3 separate regions of the Homo sapiens genome follow, and all the other regions are linked to region 2. A link is a loop called in an ENCODE intact Hi-C map of the cell type or tissue named here. Cell type or tissue: PC-9. All regions are shown on one strand. Region 1 overlaps LOC105373422 (a long non-coding RNA gene). Region 2 has its middle 13 kb from the start of TAF1B. Region 3 overlaps TAF1B (TATA-box binding protein associated factor, RNA polymerase I subunit B).

Evidence for each region. A loop is a pair of places that touch in the nucleus more often than their neighbours do. Peaks named below come from ENCODE experiments on the same cell type or tissue, not always from the same donor. Only the 100,000 strongest peaks of a DNase experiment are listed, where the experiment ranks them.
Region 1: a loop joins it to region 2, with 7 times the contacts of the local background. A loop is called at or near these places in 33 of 110 quality-filtered maps.
Region 3: it touches region 2 in a loop (2.8-fold over the local background); 7 of 110 quality-filtered maps call a loop at or near these places.

Annotation. Positions count from the first base shown.
Region 1 is chr2:9,940,672-9,943,171 of GRCh38, reverse strand. The region is part of intron 2 of LOC105373422 (a long non-coding RNA gene); the gene reads left to right. Among named protein-coding and RNA genes, the nearest start is that of GRHL1, 9.8 kb to the left of the region's middle. RefSeq lists an enhancer at 1,924-2,424. In PC-9, no CTCF peak of the experiment used is centred here; DNase peaks (open chromatin) are centred at 681, 1,361 and 1,761; H3K4me3 peaks cover 1,026 bases; H3K27ac peaks cover 2,234 bases.
Region 2 is chr2:9,829,403-9,831,902 of GRCh38, reverse strand. No RefSeq gene overlaps it. Among named protein-coding and RNA genes, the nearest start is that of TAF1B, 13 kb to the left of the region's middle. RefSeq lists an enhancer at 1,292-1,831. In PC-9, no CTCF peak of the experiment used is centred here; DNase peaks (open chromatin) are centred at 872 and 1,362; H3K4me3 peaks cover 391 bases; H3K27ac peaks cover 1,881 bases.
Region 3 is chr2:9,896,157-9,898,656 of GRCh38, reverse strand. The region is part of intron 8 of TAF1B (TATA-box binding protein associated factor, RNA polymerase I subunit B); the gene reads right to left. Among named protein-coding and RNA genes, the nearest start is that of TAF1B, 54 kb to the right of the region's middle. In PC-9, no CTCF peak of the experiment used is centred here; DNase peaks (open chromatin) are centred at 656 and 1,086; H3K4me3 peaks cover 699 bases; H3K27ac peaks cover 2,500 bases.

The DNA of each region.
Region 1 (2,500 bases), 110 kb before region 2:
CTCCCAAAGTTGCTGGGATTACAAGCGTGACAAGCGTGAACCACCGTGCCTGGCCAAATCAGGAGAATTTTGTGATAAGCATCAGAGGGAAAAGAAGGGAAGCAGGTCTTGGAGTTTTGGGATTGCTCTTCAGGAGTGGCAGAGACTTGTGTGTGTTGGGCCTGAAATTATCATGGGCACAACCATGCTCTCCTGGTTTAGAACTGGGGAGCTCCTTGAGCATTATTTACTTAGGTATTGTGGTCCTTTTAATAAAAGTTCCTCAAGGCATCATAAAACCTCAAGTTACTCTGCTCTGGGGCCATTATGGGGATCAGCAGACGGCAGGCACTAACTGACACGAAATTAGAGAGCTGTTCGTGTAGATGGAGGACCAGGTAACATGCAAAAGCCAAATCTTAGTATGCATAGGATTCTTAATAAAGCTAAATAAATGTAGTCATCGCATTGAAAATGCAGAGAAGAGCAAACCTGGAAAGTTTCTGATGAGCTGGTAAGTGGAAATTAATTGTATAAAACTTGTAATTACAAACTAGATGTGTAACATTTCCTAGATATGCTTCTTTGGTATGTGGCCTCTATTATCATTGTGATATTTTTCCTGTAAGATCTCAAGTTTCTTAATCTTAAAATCTACCAAGCTGTCAGGTTGGGGAGGGAGCGCTAACAGTAGTGCCTACCTGCCCTGTGGGTACTGGCATCTGTGTGCACAGAAAGCTCATGGGCCAGCACAAGGAGGCTCCATCTAGAGACCCAGGCATGTGGCACAGACGGTGCATGCCCTTACGGAGGTCTGAGCTCTGTGCTCGGAAACCATGAACTCTGCTTGGGGAGCTGAGGTAGGGAGGGTTGAAGGGAGATGGCATAGAGCAAGAGTCCTAAAGGAAGAAGAGAGAGAAGGACATTTCTGATAGAGCATACAACACAGGCAAAGGCCTCAGGGTGTGAGAGGCCATGGCTTGCCTGAGATCGAGGGCGCAAGGCAGGGCGGGGGATGGGAAAAGTGTTGGGGCCACACTCTGATAGCTCAACCAGAACACACTGTCTCTTGCCTCTAGGCAACAGGAGCCTTGGGAGGATGCTGCATATTGTGGGGGTGGGGGGGGTGGGGGGTGGGTTTAGACCCGATTTGGGAAAATAACTGGCAGAGGGGCAATGTGTGTTGGAGGGGAGAGAGCTTTGCAGCTCCTGGGAGAACACGAGGAGCGCCAGAGCTGGGCAGTGACTGTCGAAGGAGGGCGGAGTCCAGAGGTGCTTGGTGGTAGAAAGTCAGCGAAGTGAGGATGAGATTTGGAGGTGACAGGGAGGGAGGGGCTGGAGATTTATGACTTGGCGCAATTAGGTGGACGGGGCTGTCACTGAGTCAGGGAAGGCAGAGGAAGAACAGGTTTGGGGTGGAGGCATGGAGGAGGGGTGGTGAGGATATATGCTAGTTGTAAATGATCTAGTTTTCTTCTGAGCAGCTTTTGGGCTCCTTAGATTCCAAACTGACATCACCAGGGGTTGAGTCTTGGTGAGGCAGCACGGTAGGCTGGCCAAGCCCACAGACTTCAGCCAACAGCCTGGAATCAGAGCCCGGCTCCATGCTTACCAACACGGCCCTGGGGATGTAATTGAACCTCTGTGTGTCTCCAGGTCGTCCTTTGTACAATATTACAGGACCGTAGGGCTGCTAAAAGTATGGATAAAAGAGTCCATACATGTGAAATGCCTGGCCCACTCTAAGCACTATATAAATATTTGATATGGCCACAGGAATGCCAGGGGCGAAACTTAGGCCCATTTCCTCCTTCTGTCTTCAAATAACTTCAGTTTGACTCAAAACCAACATTTGTAGGCAGACAACTGAGCCCATTCACAGAATGGTGAAATCACTGAATAGTGAAAACAGTACAGCAGTAGCTGATCAGAAAGTGGGAAGCTTTTTGTAATTTTCCCCTTTCTCATCACTACTTTCATCAAAGCATTTACTGAACATCTGTTGGATTTAGGGTTCTGTAGGAGCCATGTCTCACGAAAGCCTGTCTAGTTAGTAAACCAGGACACACATAAGCAGGCTATGATAATGTCAAAAATAGGCTGTGCTGTAGGTGCGGAGGAATTGAAGAAAGTGAGTGGAGACAGAATGATCTGAGGGGTGCAGGATCCTGGGTCCCTACCCTTCCTGGGCAGCAGTGGGAGATGGGAGGGCGTGATAGAGCTGGGTTCTAAGAGGCCATTCCACAGCTCTGACCCTTGGGCTGTGGTGAGGAGGGGCAGGCGAAACCAACATTACTGACTTTACTACCTGATTCCCATTCCACATGAGGGCCGTGGGCTGCACTTAGCACGGGGCAATTGCAACAAAACAAAACAACAAAAAACAAAACCAGTTTTAGAGCGGAAGAGCTGACCCTGTGAACTGCTGTGGCAGGATGGACAGTGGAGGGGGAAGAGGCACAGAGCCCACCTCCCTACCCCCGGGGGCTCTGGGGCCGGAGCAGGTGACCGCTTGGGACCA
Region 2 (2,500 bases):
CTGCATTATTCTTATGTGACCAGGTCACGGGAATTCAAGGAATGTGGCCACAACTCAGCTAGGCTGCATCCCTGATACCCTGATATTCAGGTGTGGCCACATTGGAGCTGGTCCCACTGCCTCCTCCTCACCCCCTGATATTGCCAACATCCCAGGACTTAGAACTCAGGACAAGTCAGCTAAAAGTTTAGCTAAAGAGGTGTGGCAATAGCTAAATGCTACCTTGAGGCAGCAGAGCAGGGTCTCTGGACTCAAGAGAGTAGATTTAAGTCCTGGCCCTCCTACTTCCCTGCTAGCTATATGGCCTGGACAAATCGCTTCAGTGAGTCTCAGTTTTCTTATCTGCAGTATGGGGGTGATAACTTTATCAAACCACCTTATGGGGCTTGAAGGCACGAATGGGATGATGGATATACAAGGGCTTTGTCAAAACTTTGTACACGGAAAAGTGAGGTATAAAGACCATAAATTGTCATTAGGCTTATTTTACCATATCATCCCCTGTTCATTCCCACAAAACAGCTTTGTGGAGGAGGCATTTCTGAAGACAAATTCCTGTGCCACTCCATTGTGGGCTGAATTTTCACTAGACTTTACGTTTTTGAAAGCTAAAGAGCAACTCTTGGCTCATTGCAAGAGCCTCCCTATTTCCTCACTGACATAAGCGTATATCACGTCAAGATCATCAGTCAAAAGGGAGGGGTAGACATATGATTATCTTCAAAGCTTTCTGGGAGCCTATTAAATGCTAATCACAAGGCACAGGGATGATCCAGAAAGCAAACATCATCCTTGCTGCTTCTCATCCACCCTCCATGTTCCTGCTAGAGAGAAGAGAGTATCCAGCACTTGCCCTCTGAATGGATCCTCCAGGCGCTCCAAGGCCTGCTGGTAGCCTGGTCTGCCCATAACTGAAACTGAAACCACTTGCAGTTTGCATAGCCCTGGGGAAGGATAAGGAGTGCGTATTTGCTAGGCACAGACTCTGTCAGGCACTGTACCAGGCCCATTACCCAAATGATCTCTTAACTGTTGTCATTAAACAGTAAAGGAAACTGAGGCTCAGGAGGACTAATCAGGTCACCCAACCAGCAAGAGGCCAAGAGGGAACTTAACTCAGTTCTGCCTGTTCCAAAGAGCCTACTTTTTCTGCTAACAGACCAAGTGCTTAATAAAGGTTTTTTTAGTGAATGAATGGATGAATGAATAAAGTACTCTGGATGCAAAATCACTTTGTCAAAGGAGCTCAACAGCCAGAAGGCACAGCCCCAATTAAACAGAAGCAAAACAACCTTCTAAGAGTGTGGCTTAAATAACTCAAGAGTTTCCCAAACTCAGGAGCGATAAGATCTCAGGCAAGTTGCAGAACCTGTTGGGGACTGGTTTATTCCATTTATAGGCTTGGGGCAAACCGGTCTTGCTCCTCCCTCCCTTCCAGGAAGGAGAGTAACAGAGCCACAGAAGTCTCATTTTAAATAAAAGTCTAGGGCTGGGCACAGTGACTCACGCCTGTAATCCCAGCACTTTGGGAGACCGAGGTGGGTGGATCACAAGGTCAGGAGTTTGAGACCAGCCTGGTCAACATGGTGAAACCCCGTCTCTAATAAAAATACAAAAATTAGCTGGGCATGTTGGTGTGTGCCTGTAGTCCCAGCTACTCAGGAGGCTGAGGCAGGAGAATCACTTGAACCTGGGAGGCGGAGGTTGCAGTGAGCCGAGATTGCGCCTCTGTACTCCAGTCTGGTGACAGAGCGAGACTCCATCTCAAACAAACAAAACAAAAAACAAACAAACAAAAAACAAGGGAGTAACCAAGAAAAGAACACATGGACCAAGATATCAGGAAGCAAGAGATCCAAAATATGGATGAACCCCCAGGATGATGGGGACTAGAAACCAGAATGACATCCACCCAGCATCCAGTCTCAACAGAATAAATGGAAGAAAGGCTGGCTCTGAGAAAGAGGTCTCTGGGAATTAGAGGAATATATGCGATGTTTGAGATAATGGAAAACATTACTGATGGAGTTGAGGCTGACTTGTTGGGGCATTAGGAAAAATTAATGGTGGGTGTGTAGAAAATCAGACAAATGAAAAAAAGGTGGCAAATGAACAACTCTAGTAAAAATGAAGAACTGAGGAAGAAAGGTGTTATGGGCATTAAGTTACTGGTTTTCTAGTGAATGACATCTGCACAATCATAATAAAGTATATCCTAACTACTGATATAACTAACACTGTTTTATAACTATATTGGGGGGATGGTGAAGAGGAAGTGGGGAGATATGGGAGATCAGAGACCTTATTCATCATTGTGGGAACTCATTCACAGTCTCAAAATGTCCATGAATATGCGAAGGAATAGGGATAACTCCAGCCCCACGACTTTAACTAACATCTATAGGACTTCCAAATTTAAGATGATGAGGGAAAAATGTTCCCACTTATTTTTTCTCTGAAAAATTACCCCAAAATAAGAAAAGTAACTAAACAGAAACAC
Region 3 (2,500 bases), 67 kb before region 2:
ATCTTCTCCATTAGATACACTGTACTCTGTCAATGACTTACAGAGAGAGGAAGGATACTTCTATCTTTTCAGCCTTGATTTTCACTGTTTTCATATATGTTAAACTCACAGACCAGTTTCTCAATAGATATAGTTCCCAAACAGTTTTAAACAGAATCCTGTTTAAAACAACACATACTTAATAAGGTATAACAGCATTTTGTTTTATACTGACCCTTTGGTTATCTGCTAATTCTACCTCAAATCTTCTGTGGAACAAGGTGGAATAACAAAAGACAGACATAGAGATAAGGCTTATATAATGCACTGCTCAAAGCGTAATCTCCATCAGAATCACTTGCAAGATGCTTACGAAAAACATCTTCTTAGAGCCCACACTATACTTAACTGAATCAATTTCTGACACTGGGTCTAAGAATCTGCAGTTTAAACAAGCTCTCCAGGATATTCTTATGCATACTAAAGCCTGAGAGCCTCTAGAGATTAATGAAATTGCTATGGATCCCCAGAAAACAGAATATGCCGGTTGTAGGAAACAAAAAATAAAATGCAGAGGCTACTTTTCTTGTAGACAGGAGGAAGTGCTCAGATAGTTTTACTCTCCAAGTTTGGAAAGAGAAGCACACATACACATTCCAGTGAGGCTGAGATGATGGTAGCTGGGGGCGGGGTGGGGGGTTGGGGGAAGTGGGCCAGGAACACAAGAAAACACCAGCTGGCTTCTCTCCCTCATGCTGTCTGGGAGGGAAGAGTAGAAATGAGGGAACCTGATCATTATGTTCACTTCAACTTCCCTCAAGTAGATTTGAAACCTGTCAGGTTATTATTCTAATAAAGATTGTACAAAAAATCCCAAGCATTACATGTGGCCTACAGAGTAAGAAGGTGAACAAATCTAGAGTCAGGTTTGAAGATTCTGGGCAGATCAAAACAATCCAATAAGGCCCTCATTTGAAGGTGCTTAAGAAGTGACTGACAGCTCTGGACGAGTCTTTTTCTTCCTTCAACCAAAAGAAACCCAGTTTCACAAAGGGTGTAAGATTGCTCCAAGCAAAATGAATCATCCTGGCTAAGTGCCACGCAGTGGGTTTGGCTGACCCAGTATTACATCTTTTCTTTTTACTCATTCAGGGAGAAGATCAGAATGCTGTTGATCAACATTCAAAATATTGGAGATGTACTTCAGAACAAATTTCCAGTTTCCTCTTTATCCCTTCTTGCTGCGTCTAGTGAGGGATGATGAAATGACTAATTCTTGAGAGGACTGAGAAACACTGCCAAGGACTGTGGTAGAATAGTATCTATGTTACATATTATCTATTTTTAAACTGATCTGTAGGTTTAAAATATATCAAGAAAATCAAGGCTGAAAAGATAGAAGTAGCCCTATTTTAAGTCACTGACAGAATAAATTGTATCTAATACAGACAAGTATATCTAGACCCAATACTTTGGTTCAATCAGTGATCTGATTATTTGGTATGCTGTGAAGAGATGGTGCCCCTGAAAGGTACTAGATTTTCAGTTTATTCTACCAGGTAAACTGAAAGATTTTTGCTAGAAGTAAATAGGGCTTCAAGTCAGCACCATACTCCAGAAAGTTGAGTCACAAATGAAGCAGCAGAAGAGGCAGAGGCAGAAAAAGGAGAAGAGGGTTATCTCCAAATTAATTTAAGTAAATGAAATGAACTGGCTATCTACTTGGGCTCAGGAATCACAACTCAGAAAAAGGAGATGGCTGGAAAGACTAAAATTTAATTTGCACACCTATCTCCTCTCCTGAGCTCTGCTCTGCTCTTAAGTCAGGATAATGGCAGGAAGACTCAGACTCTCATGGCCTGCTTAGAAAAAGAAAAACCACATCAACACTCTCTGTATTCCATGTCCCTCTGCTTTAAGTGAGTTTTGCCAGATTTGTTGTTATTAAGACAGAGGGGCCACTGAAATACTAACAGAACAACTTAATGGAAAGAAAGCTCAGCTGGGATAAAGGTTTGAAAAGGGTTTTTAAAGCTTTTTTTTTTTTTTTTTTTTTTGGTTTTTAGATGTGCTCTCAACTTTCTGGAATAACAAAAATAAAACAAAACCAAACACAGAAGGAAAACAGTCCCCAGCAGCCCACACACAAAACTCCACTGGCATATCTTCATCGCCATCTCCTAGCACAATTGCACCTTTTGTCATTTCTGGTGGAGGTACAGCTGCTGAAGAAGCCAAGACTTAGCGGAGAAAGCTAAGGCATGGAAGGGGGGAAGAAAATGCTTCCTTTGTTAATGAAAAGCCGTTTCCATTTAAAAGTTTCAACATACTATAGAATAGTGAATGCACTTTTGTGAGCAATAGCAAAAAGCACACAATGAAGAAAAGCTGCCTGTCAATTAAATCAACAGTCATCTGAAGGCAACACAAACCTCCTCTTCTTGAAAAAAGAGGGAAGGAAGGGAGGGAAGCAGGGAGGGAGTGTGGACATTTACTACACTTGGCTGAGGATGTGTCTAAA